Linked DNA regions of Mus musculus: regions 1 and 2 are each linked to region 3. A link is a loop called in an ENCODE intact Hi-C map of the cell type or tissue named here. Cell type or tissue: heart. All regions are shown on one strand.

The links. Hi-C counts contacts between places; a loop is a spot of excess contacts. Peaks named below come from ENCODE experiments on the same cell type or tissue, not always from the same donor. Only the 100,000 strongest peaks of a DNase experiment are listed, where the experiment ranks them.
Region 1: a loop joins it to region 3, with 5 times the contacts of the local background. A loop is called at or near these places in 8 of 42 quality-filtered maps.
Region 2: it touches region 3 in a loop (1.9-fold over the local background); 2 of 42 quality-filtered maps call a loop at or near these places.

What each region holds. Positions count from the first base shown.
Region 1 is chr7:58,396,778-58,400,777 of GRCm38, reverse strand. n-TEttc7 (a tRNA gene) reads right to left here and starts at 1,463; the gene lies at 1,392-1,463. In heart, no CTCF peak of the experiment used is centred here; a DNase peak (open chromatin) is centred at 1,557; H3K4me3 peaks cover 2,243 bases; H3K27ac peaks cover 1,869 bases.
Region 2 is chr7:59,273,171-59,277,170 of GRCm38, reverse strand. It overlaps Ube3a (ubiquitin protein ligase E3A), which reads right to left. Exons shown (of 11, transcript NM_001033962.2): 4 at 157-1,403. Snhg14 (small nucleolar RNA host gene 14) reads left to right here. Exons shown (of 172, transcript NR_146211.1): 171 at 403-569; 172 at 1,907-4,000. Among named protein-coding and RNA genes, the nearest start is that of Ube3a, 46 kb to the right of the region's middle. In heart, no CTCF peak of the experiment used is centred here; no DNase peak of the experiment used is centred here.
Region 3 is chr7:59,226,899-59,230,898 of GRCm38, reverse strand. Ube3a (ubiquitin protein ligase E3A) reads right to left here and starts at 2,149. Exons shown (of 11, transcript NM_001033962.2): 1 at 1,628-2,149. In heart, a CTCF peak has its summit at 1,900; DNase peaks (open chromatin) are centred at 1,578 and 2,218; H3K4me3 peaks cover 3,200 bases; H3K27ac peaks cover 2,277 bases.

The DNA.
Region 1 (4,000 bases), 830 kb after region 3:
ACAGCAGACAGCCTGGGGTGAAACCTTTAGATAACAATGGTTGAAACCAACGGGACTTCTGAAGGGAAACAAGATGGAGATGCACTCTGATAGATATTTACTAAGGGCATTTTTTATTTTTTAAAGAACTAAGCTTTAAGAATTTGTTCTTGATCCTGGAAGGGGTGAGGTGGTAAGGTGGATCTGGAAGGAGTTAGGGTGAGGAGTTAGGGCGAATATGACAAAAATACATTGCACGAAGTTCTTTGAGAATTAATAATATATTTTTTAAAAAAGAATTTGTCTAATGTCACATGATGTACAATTGCTAAAGCAATAATTTGCAAATTACTCGAATGATCTTTATAGGTATATTTTATGTGGACTTCTAAGCAAGCTGAAAATGTAGAATTAGTATCCAGTTAAAGGACGAAAGTACTATCTTTGTTTGATAATGTAACTTCTCCAAAAACTCTTATCTCTGCCATTCATGCTGTTGGTCTATGAATGGTCTGGAGTCTTCTTGGTCCAGATTTCTGTTTTATTATGCAGTGGTTCTCAACTTGTAGGTTGGGACCCATCTGGGGTTTGAACAGTCCTTTCACTGGGATCGCATATCAAATACCCTAATATCAGATATTAGCATTACAGTTCACAACAGTAGCAAAATTACAATTATGAGGTAGCAATGAAATAACTTTATGGTTGGGGGTTGCCACAACATGAAGAACTGTATTAAAGGGTCACAGTATTAGGACGATTGAGAACCACTGCATTAAGGCAAGCAACTGGAGCATGGTGCGGTTGGTTACAAGGTTTACCTAAGCTCTACGAATAGCACAGGGATTGGTTCAAACATTGAAACAATTGCACGTATGCACTAACACATGCAGGCTTGGGTTACCATGGCAAACACGCAAGTTGGATTTGTTTGCAGCATTGAAGATTTCAAGGTCTCCCACTTCTGAAAATATGGCTTTGCTTGGAAGCTTGAGCCTAACTAAAACTGTAATTCTACCCAGAGACTGCTTCCATGCCTGTTTCCTGTAAGTTATTAGGCAAAGTGTGAGGAGATGAATAAATGAATGTGGCCTCTCCAGTTGCCTTTTGTATTACTCTGCACTTGTCCATAAAGTTGTTTCTTCTGGGAGTTTGCTTTCTTAGTATCTCAGCCTTTGCGATTCCCCTTCACAAAGCTTCTTTCCAAAGAAAGCAGGGCTCCAACTGGGCAGGTCCTGAAAGGTGGTTCCTCTGTTCACTGATAGTGTTTCTAAGTTTTTCACTTCGTAACAACTGGCCATAGGGGACTAAGGACCAGGGAATTTTTCAGAATCTAACAGCTTGACCACTGTTTGTATGTCATACTGTGAAACGCTGAGCACGTCACAAGAAAAAAAAAAAAAAAGCTGCTGTTCCCACACCGGGAGTCGAACCCGGGCCGCCTGGGTGAAAACCAGGAATCCTAACCGCTAGACCATGTGGGAACTGACGAAAACAACTTCTAGTTTAAGTCTGTTGAATCATTCAAAGCTGCTTCCGTCTCTAGCGCCCCGCCCTGCGTTTCGGCAGGCTGTCTTTGCGCCTGCGCGGCAGTACTGAGTCCTCAGTCCCTGCAGTGCTGGAGGCATTGTCTCTGTACGCGCGGCTTTGCGGATCTTGGTGGCTCTGCTCTTTGGCGTTGCATACAGCTCACATCCAACCCTCAGACTTGCCTCTCTTTCTAAACCTCGGCTATACCCTCTGCAGTGCAGTAGGAGAAACAATAGTTTAATGGATCAGCACACTGGTGCTGAGAAAGGGTAGGTCAGGAGCCTTGTCCTCAGGGTTTGGTGCTGAGACTGTTAGACTGGCTTTTCCAAATACAGGTTAGATCGCCATTTTCACTGTTTGATTTTTCATTCATTGAGATTAAATGAAACTCTGAACTAAAATGAAATGAATGAAATCCCCAAATAAGGGCTGTTTTGCACAAAGGGCCTTTGAAGTTCTATTTTAAGATCTGACGTAGATCGCCTTATGTTATTGAAGGGAGGAGGGCATTTAATCTCTGACAATAATAGAATCTCAGATGTCTGCACCGTGAAAGAATCCATAATACTCGCAAGCATTGCTGGGAAGATGCCTCTATAAAGAAGTCAACAAGCAACAAAAGTACTGTAAAACGTTCATTATACACTTAGCATTACAAAGAGCATGAGCGGGGAGTGAGGAGGGCAGGAGTCAGAGGAAGGCTAAAAAGAGACAGTTCTTACTGGATACGGAGAAGGTACTGTTAATACCATAGAGTTACATTTTAATTGATTGATAAAACTAATTGGTTCTAGAATTCTGGGTTAATTTCTGAACCTGGGGATGCTAGATACACTCTACCACAAGTAATAGGCCCACACAACAATTTAAAACAGGCTAAAATACTCCTGTCAAGAAGAGCGACAGAGGATGGAAATATACAGCCTCCAGAAAAGGCATACACTTAACCCAGAGTTTTCAATTCAGCATTCCCTATGGAGACCTGTGGCAGTCACATTTAGGAAGGATTGTTGGGGAGTTGGGTGACTTCTGGTAGCAGCAAATAGTGAACAGGTATTTGGGAAGTCTGGGTCTTTGGCTTGCTTCTGTTTTTCAAAGACAGAATAAGGCCATTTATTTACCCTCCGCACAAATGAGTTAGAATGACATGCTTTTCCTGCCGTGCCTTGTAGTCACTGCGGAAAGCCAGCTACCATGCAGAGGTTTTCTTTCCCAGCTTTCATTTCTGCTAGGCTGTGAAAGGCTATGCGATAGGTTGGTGTAGACTCCAGACCGCCTGCTCAGGAAGGCAGTTGTATTGTTTCTTTCTCTGTTGGTCAACTGTCTGAACACAGTAGACTGAGGCCCAGGAGATCCCAGAAAGCACAAAACAGAGAGTGGGATTTTTCTGGAATCACAGTACCTAAGCAACGTGTGGTACTCAGTATGCTGGTGTAGTTGCAAATCAAGTTTTAGTGCATGAAATAATTGAAAATTTGGGCCTATTTGTTAATAATACTTCAATAGCTTCCTCTAATAAGGAAAATCATTATGAAAAGTAATAGAATTTTTTACTAGCTGGTGGACTTTTGGGTGAGGAGACTGAACATCGAGAAAGAAGACTTGAAAAATTAAGAACAAGGCAGTAATACCCTGTATTTCTAGTTTCCCTCCTTTATTGGATACTTGGATACTGGGAATGGGTTTTGTGTATGTGTGTGTGGGTAGTGGTATAGAGTTCATTATATAGCCTAGCCTGGTCTTCAACTCATAGTCTTCTTGCCTCAACCTCCTAAGTGAACTTTAACAATAGAATTTAGACCTAAGAAACATTTAGGTCTGAAAAAATGACCCGTACTTTTAAAGCCTAAACCTTAAACCCATCCACAGTATTTTTGTTTGCTTTGTTTTCCCCAAATCTTCTTGCTCATGGAGCTAGTAAAATTCCTGCAGGAGACTTTCCTGTGTTAAGCCCATGACACAAATGTATTGAAATACTATGAAAATAATAAAAATGTAGAAAACAGTGTTTTCATAGAGGAATGGGTTATTCCATGATGATGAACATTCTGAGTAAAACGGTCATGGAGAGCTACTGACTATGTAGGCTATATGTGCTGCACTGCCTTTTACTAGTGGAATCATCTGGAAGTGAGTAGAGAGAATGATGTGGAGAGTGCAGTGGCTCCAGCAGTTTGAGGCTTCCAAAGGTTCACTGTGATTGCCACAGTGCTGGTCCTGGGCTATTGGAAGATTGGGTCTTTGAGAAGTGGGGTCTAGAGAGAGGCCTGTACTGACTGTGTGTCAACTTGACACAAGCTGGAGTTATCACAGAAAAAGGAGCTCAGTTAAGGAGATGCCTTCATGAGATCCAGCTGTAAGGCATTTTCCCAATTAATGATCAAGGGGGAAGGGCCTATTGGGGATAGTGTCCTCCCTGGGCTGGTAGTCTTGGTTCTATAAAAAAGCAAGCTGGGCAAGTCAGGGGAAGCAAGCCAGTAAGTAACATCCC
Region 2 (4,000 bases), 46 kb before region 3:
ATTTTTGGTAAGAAGCAACAAAGGTGTAGCAATACAGATCAGAAATGTTAACATAATCCTATTTTTTTCCAAAATTATAGATAAAATGAATAAATTGAAATACATCACTGTCTAGGTTTTAGTTTAATTCCAATTTTAAATAATAGTCAAACTTACCCGGACCAGTGCATCATCTATAATATGGTCACGTCTGACTTTGAGTCTCAAATACGGATTCAACTGCTGTCCTTGAACTAGGCTGTAAAGAACAGTGATTCTTCTTTCACTGTACATGCGAATTCTATTGTCATAATATAATCCCAGATTCTTTGTGACAGCATTCAATATAAAGGGACATGTCATAAAAGAGAATTTGTTCTCTGTTTCAACTTTGAAAAAGGTATAATCTTTGTCCATTTCTAGAACATCATTCAGTGGTTCATTAATGAATTCTTCAAAGGAGATAAGTGGTTTTCGACAGTCTAGAGTTTTAACGCCAAGTTCGGTTTCTAGTGGATCCACTCGAGGACCTTTCTTATTTCTTCTTTCATCTCCCAGAAGCTCCTGAAGTGTTAATTCGCTGGACTCAGGTATGGGTTCTTCATCATCTTCCTCATTATGATTTGTGTCCACATCCCCTCCCACTACATTTGCATAGTAAACCATTTTCAAACACTTTGAAGCAGCAACAATGGCATCATCATCATTCACTAGATTTCGGCTATTAAATTCATTGCTTATGACTTTGTAGGTAATAAGTTGCTGAAATGTTTCCATCATTCTCCGAATCTGGTCAGCACTGTATTTAGACCACAGCCTAATCAGTTTTCCTTGAGCTTCAAGGGGTAGCTTACACATAGCTTTGCAAAATAATGGCAACGCCATTTCCAGATATTCAGGACTGTGGAGATTACTATTCTCCATTACAATAATGAACAAATTGAGATAATTAGGATCTCGAGTATACACATTATGATATGTCAAATCACATTCCACGTTAGGTGACAGATATACAAGTGCATTCAGGAAGGCAGTTTCTAATTTTTCATTAGCGAGCAAACTGCTGTAGACCCTTCTAATAGCATCAATATCCACAGTCACATCATCAGGACCTAATTTTTGTACATTGTTGTCTCCCTGTGAACTATCACCCATCCTTGAAGAAGATGCTTCTGAGTCTTCTTCCATAGCAGCAGCAGAACATGCAGCTTTTTCCTTTTCATCTTCATCCTTGTCTTCATCCTTTTCTTGAAGAGATTTCAATTCCTCCTTTGTGTGCTGTTTGACTTTCCGAAAGCTCAGAACCAGTGCCTCAGCACTAGAAAATATTCTTCCAATTACACGAATTAAAGGGGAATAATCCTCACTCTCTCTACAAAATTCATAAATTTCATATACTTTCTCTTCAGTTAGGTAAATCACATCTAGAAAATGGAAAGAAAAAGAACATTTATGTTGTAATATACATGTTTATTTTGTTAAAATAATTGCTAGTGAAAAAGTAAAATATCTAAACATTCTGGACTTGATTTAGAATTTTTAAATGATGTAATTTACTTATTAACAAGTAATCCCAACAATCTCACCCTTTCTTGGCATTCATTGAACAAAATATAATTATTAATTATGCATTGATAATTAAGACATGCCTTGTAACCAAGACATGTACTGGTATGTAACATTAATTGTAGGTATGAACAAATATATATACTTGTCATTTCCTCATTGTACTTTATTACAACCTTAACAAAAAGCTACTATATAAAATCCTGAAATCATTTTCCTTTGCATTGTTCTCAAAAAACTAAGGAGGTAAGGTTTTATAACAAGGTTTCCTTAGCCCCTTCATTTGCAATCAACTCTTTCTATACTTTTGTATATACTAAAACCAAACTGACTCATCTTATGTATTCCTAATTTCTTCCAGAATTTCCATTCAGAGGCTGAGGAAAAGATATTACTACTCATGTAAACTCTACTGAAGTTAAAACTGCTACTACAACTACTACTACCTATGACCATTACTCAGGTTCTAACAATTCTTAACAGAGCAACTGGAAATTATTACAGTCATCAGTCATTTAAAAACAAACAGAAGAAAGAAGCTAAGAAAGCAAAAACCACAAGCACTAAAACCTATATTTATTTTCTCCCAGAAATAGAATTGGGATCATAAAAGTCTCTAGCTTCTCACCACTAGGCCAAATGTAAATTTCAACAAAGGCTTTACCATTTCAGGTTAACAAAACAAAAGATACTTATCTTTTTGGAAAAAGGTAACATTTTACATATTAAAGTTTTAGAAAGTAATATATTTATCAAATAATAATGTTGAAACCACTAATCTCTTTCACCAAAGAGTAACATATTATAATTATTAAACATTTAAGTTAGGATAATTTTATGGTTACATTGATAATACACCTCATACATTGCCAATATATCTAACATGTAAAATCTTTATTATGATTGCTACATATTATTAAAGGTACCTAATTCAAAAATAAGAAACAATATAAAATTCAAGTCCTCATTGATGGAATGGCTTCCAAAACATAAACCACAAAGCACTAAACTATATATACTACAAACCTGTCTATGGCCCATTCTAGAGTATTGATACTTTTTAATTTTATGATCTTCAATTCTTTCTTTTAAAAAAATGTTCTATTTACTTATTAGAGGTGATGAGGGTATTGAGCTGAGTTGATAACCTAAAAGAATTAATTTTCTCCTTCTACAGTGTGAGTTTCAGTAGTTACATGTCCCTATCTGAGGCAGCATGGCAAGCCAAGTTCAATTCTTAGTCTACTAAGAATAAGTAAAAAAGAAAACACTAACATGGAGCTCATTTCTCGTTATTCTAACTGAAAAAAATACATGGAATCTTCTTTAACCATTCAAGTCTACCAAATTTCTCTAAACTGTAACCAAAACACAGAAAATATCAGTAATGAATAAATAGGCAGACTGTTAGAATATAATGTTTTATCTCCCTATCATTGAATTATAAAATTAGTTAGAAAGTGCAAATTCTACATACAGAACAATATACATCCTGCCTGAAAGAGAATAAAGCTCTAGATCCACACACCTTTGATTTGCAATGTCTTCCTTTCAGAGCACAGTCATTAAATCACTCTGACATTCTAGTAATACAAACTACTATTCATTGATATTTGTTCCACGTAGTACTCTACTTAAAATGTTTAAAATGTTTATCTCCATCTCCCCCACCCCTCTCATGTGTGCATATAAATCACTGCAATCAGAAATAAAAAGTTCTAATCTGGGTATCAACAAACAGTTAAGTAAAGAAACTTTTTTTTTTTAAGATTCACCTGTACATTCTAATATATGTGTGCTTGAAAACTGTTTGAGACATGGTTTCACATAGTAGAAACAGAACTGGAAATCAGCTCAAAATCTTTAAAACATAACATTTTATACTCCAAACAGTTTCACGCAAAAACAGAGTTGTGATACACTAGCTGATAACTACACCTCTAACTAAAGTGAACAAATATAATTATCAAACTGAGGGAAACATGATTAAGCATATATAATTCAAAAATATTAAAGAAGTAAAGGCAATAAAATTTGGAGTGATCCACAAAAACAAAGAACCTGTAAAAAAGGAACACCCATGGGCTAAAACAAGGCAACTATATCCATTATATACTAGATTTTTCCCACAGTTAGTTGCATTCAACTATGATGGGATACTATTTTTCATTTACTGTTACTCTGTCATGTCCACTCTGTTGTAGAAACATGTATAATTGAGCCAATGCAATTTTCACATTCAAAATATTGATTAGCATTCACCTACTTATCTACAATGTAAACAAATTCATGAAATAGGACTGGCTATATATTTTTGAGTAGCAAAGCTGAAAGTTTTTTTTTCTGATTTTTCTTTAGTCCTATTGTGAAAGTAATATCATGAAGTTGTACTATAATTTTATTTCACTAATTCATTTAAACATGTTTCAAGTGATAGTGGAACTAATCCCTGGCA
Region 3 (4,000 bases):
AGGGATAAAAAAGCCACCTACAAAACCTGCATACAAAAGGAATTTTCTAAACTCAAAGTTAAGCTCCTCAGTTATATGAAGAGCAACATCCAAAGAAGTATGTGTATACCACTTCACAACACACCATGCAAGGTAAATATTGACACAAATTATTTCACAACCTACATTCTGATTTTGAAAACAAAACTACAAGTCATCTCATCTTTATTATGTGCTGTATCTTTCTTAAACGATAGACTGCGAATTGTTGAAGTTCTCATTTTTATTACAGATTCTGATACATGGCTTTTTTGTAAAGCTAAGTATTTATGGATTTACAGTCATCCTTACTTAGGCTTATCAGCAATACAGATGCAGTATCCACTTCCTTAAAAGTGCAGTAAGCAGTCTATTTAAGAGGAGAATTTAATACTAAAGCAATTTCTGTCATACATAACAAGACAAAATTTTCCTTTTATCTCTCCTCAATTCTAAATTTACATAATTTACCAAAAAGATATCTTAAGAGTATTAACTAATCTGAGGTGTGTCAAAAACATTCGTCGTGTCTCTTGTCCAATAGGGCTTTGATATTTAGCTTTTTAACAGCTGTATTTCTTAAAGTTCAGGCCATCTTTATTTCAAACGCACTTCCCTATCCAAAACATTTTAACATAATCTGCTGCTTCTCCCAAAACCATGGGTTATACGAATATCCTTCACGAAGTAAGATAATGGTGGATAACACATCCCATATACTATTTAGTTAACATTTCCAACAGTACACTAGCTATTTAACGCAATCCCAAAGAGATTTTATACTGTTCTATTTTAGCATGCTCAAAAGACATAAAAAAAATTGACGTAAAATTGTCTTTAGAGGATTCTTCTAAAGCTGATAAAGTCTTATTAAAATTATACTTTCTATTTTTAAGGCTAACGCAATTATAGCACATTCAACTCTGATTCTTCCAACAAAAAGCCTCCGCATCAAAATGGGGAAAACGTCCTTTTCATTTTCTCAACTGAAAAGGGGGAGGGGAGAAGAGGAGGAGGCCAACTGCTTACAGGTTTGCATTGAAAATTAACACAGCAGTTTCTGAGGAATCAGTAACTCACGTTCAACTACTGAATCCTACCAGAAGCAGCACACGAATAAAACCAGAGCGCAATCCTTGGGCTTGAGGTGCCGCTTCATCCGTCTTCCTTCCAATCCACCCCCAATACCCCAACCCACTAAGCACACATCTAAATATGTCTTCCCCACCAGAGCGCCCCTTTGGAGGAAAAGGCCTGCCTTTCGCAGCCTGAAGCCACGGCTGGCTCTCCGATCTCTGCTTAGATGAGGCCCCCGATCTCGACGCCCTGCACGTCCGCCCCACCCCGGGCCCACTCGGGTACCCGTGGGTGACAAAACCCTCCCTCCTGCGTCCAGCCAGCACTGACAGTTAAGGCTGCAGCAGCCGCAGCCACCAGGGCCTAGTCCTGGCACCGGCCCCTCCAGACCACGCGCCCCAAGCACTCGCTCACGGAGGCGGGTGAGGGCCCGGCGCCTACCCTGTCAGCGCGGGCCGGAGGGTGACGAGGGGACCGGCGGTACAGACCAGAGGGAGCGCGCCGGGCAGGCCGCAGCCGCAGCAGCACTGACCTGTCCTCGCCCCCGCGCGTGGGCTGCGGCCCTCGCAGCTGCGGCCGCCTCACTGGTCCTTGTCGCCCTCGTCCACCGCCGCCGCCCGCCACCGCCTCGTTCCCTTTCGCTGGCGCCACCGCCGGGTCTCATGCGGGACCCGCGCTTCTCCTCAGGAAACCGAGGCCGAGAGGCCAGGCGCCTGGGCAACCTTGAAGTCGGCGCTGAAGCGCTGCTGTCGCGATCTGTCCACAGTGGGGGGCGAGGGCGGCGAGCAACTCCGAAGAGAAGCAGAAGGAGGCGCCACCGTCAGCGACAGGTCGACGGAAGAGAAGCGTAACGAGGCGGTGAACAGCTGCGTGGCCCGGTGCGCGAGCGAGAGAGCGAGCGCAGGAGGGGCGACGAGGTGCTGGCAAAGACGAAAGGCCCTGTCGTCTCCTGGAGTCACCCAAAGAGGAGCGCCACCATCTTGGGAGAAATACGGATCTCGCGAACGCAGCACTGGACGAGAGGACTAGGTGGGCGGACCGAGTATCCCGACAGGCAGCGCGCGCCAACCCTGCCGGGCGAGGGCTCGGAGTCCGGAGGCGGGATGCGAGGCGGGGTTGCGCGTGCGTGGGATGGCGACGGGCTCTGCCCCGCCCCGATCGCAGCTCTGTGGGGCCCTCCTCTAGCTCGCCTTCGCCTGCGGCGCAGGGGCCTTTGGGAAGGGGAGATGGCCTTGGGCTGGGTGGAAGCTGGCCAGCATCGTCGCCATCTTGAGACTGGGCTGAGAGAGGCTTGGTGTTTTTAGCCTCTGCTCCTTTTACTCAATCTATAGACCAGTGTGCTTCGGTGTACTCGCGAGAGCGGACAGGTCTACCCAGCCTAGCAAAGCCCAGGAGTCAGAGGGACGAATAGGCCAAGAGGGTGTAGCCTACTGGCGGCACGAGGAGGCATAGAAGCGTTTTGTTGCTAGAGCTGACCCTTACGACTTTTCATCCGAACTGTCCGAGTAAAGGATTCAGGCGTTGAGATTGGGCAACCTTTCAGCAAACAAGGCCATCAGCCTCTGCCAGAACATGATATGTCACTGGCTTACCAGACTAGTAGGTAAAAGCCCAGCCCCTCCTGTGTTGTCTTCCAGTAGATGTCAACTGAGAAGAAACCGCCTTGCTTGATCACACGTGGATAGAGACTAATTTTGATTTACAGAACACCCGAACCCTGTTAGAGCCATGTGACTTGTTGGTACCGGAGTGAGGGTTTAACTTAGGTTTGTTGTTAATGATTTTGACACTAAATTATTATAAAGACTAGCTGACATGTTATTTCCTGGCTTGCAACTTAGTAAGCCTTAATCATCTAGTGCTCAAAATGTAACAATCACATGTATTAATGTGCTTTTCTGTTTATTACAGCTCCTATAATGTGTGTGTATGTGTGTGTATATATATATACACATCATATATATATGAAAGATCTCCCCACTATAAAAAATATTTTTATTATTGGTTTTTCAAGACAGATTTCTCTGTGAAGCCCTGGCTGTCCTGGAACCCACTCTGTAGACCAGGCTGGCTTTGAATTCAGAGATTCGCTTTCTGAATGCTGGGATTAAAGGCTTGCAATTTTTTAAAATTAAAAAATAATAGGCGTGTGTGTGTGTAAACTATTACAGGATAAATAATAAGTGCAACTGTTATATCAGATTTTAAGATACTTTAAATTTTTTCTATTCTTTTTTTTTCTCCATCCATTAAAGATCCTCATTTGGAATACCATTGTATTATATGAAAGGGGCCAGTAATAAATGTAACCCTTTAAAGAGTTATCTTTGCAAACTATTTAAATACAAAACCAAAACTGAAAATCATTAGACTGCTAAGAAAAGTAAAGTACATAAACTGTTGCAGCATGTGAAGACGCTTTCAGCTATTCACTCCTAAATAAAAGTCTGAAAATGAAAGGTCATGGTCTAGTCATGTGAATTATCAAAATGTAGCCAGCAGCCCAGACTTCTAAAAAGCTTAAAAGTTTAAAGGAAATACATATCCAAGTGCCAGTCAAGTTCTATATGGAGATCATGGAGAATACTAATTTCTCTTAACAATCTGAAGAAATTATTTACTTAATGTTCAATATGTATTCTTATATGGGCCTCTGATGTTCAGGACTTCATGTATTTTGATTTATCATTTTTAAAATTTAGAAACATTAATGCTAGACATAAAGGTACATGCCTGAAACCCCAACATAGGCAGGAAAATCTTGAGTTCTATGGCAGGCCTCACTATAAAAAGAGACTATCTCAAAGAGAGGTTGAGAAGTCAATATTTATGCTAAAAATTATTACCATGAATGATTCCTGCCAACATATTTGTATACTTTTCATAATATTTTTTCATTTTTCAG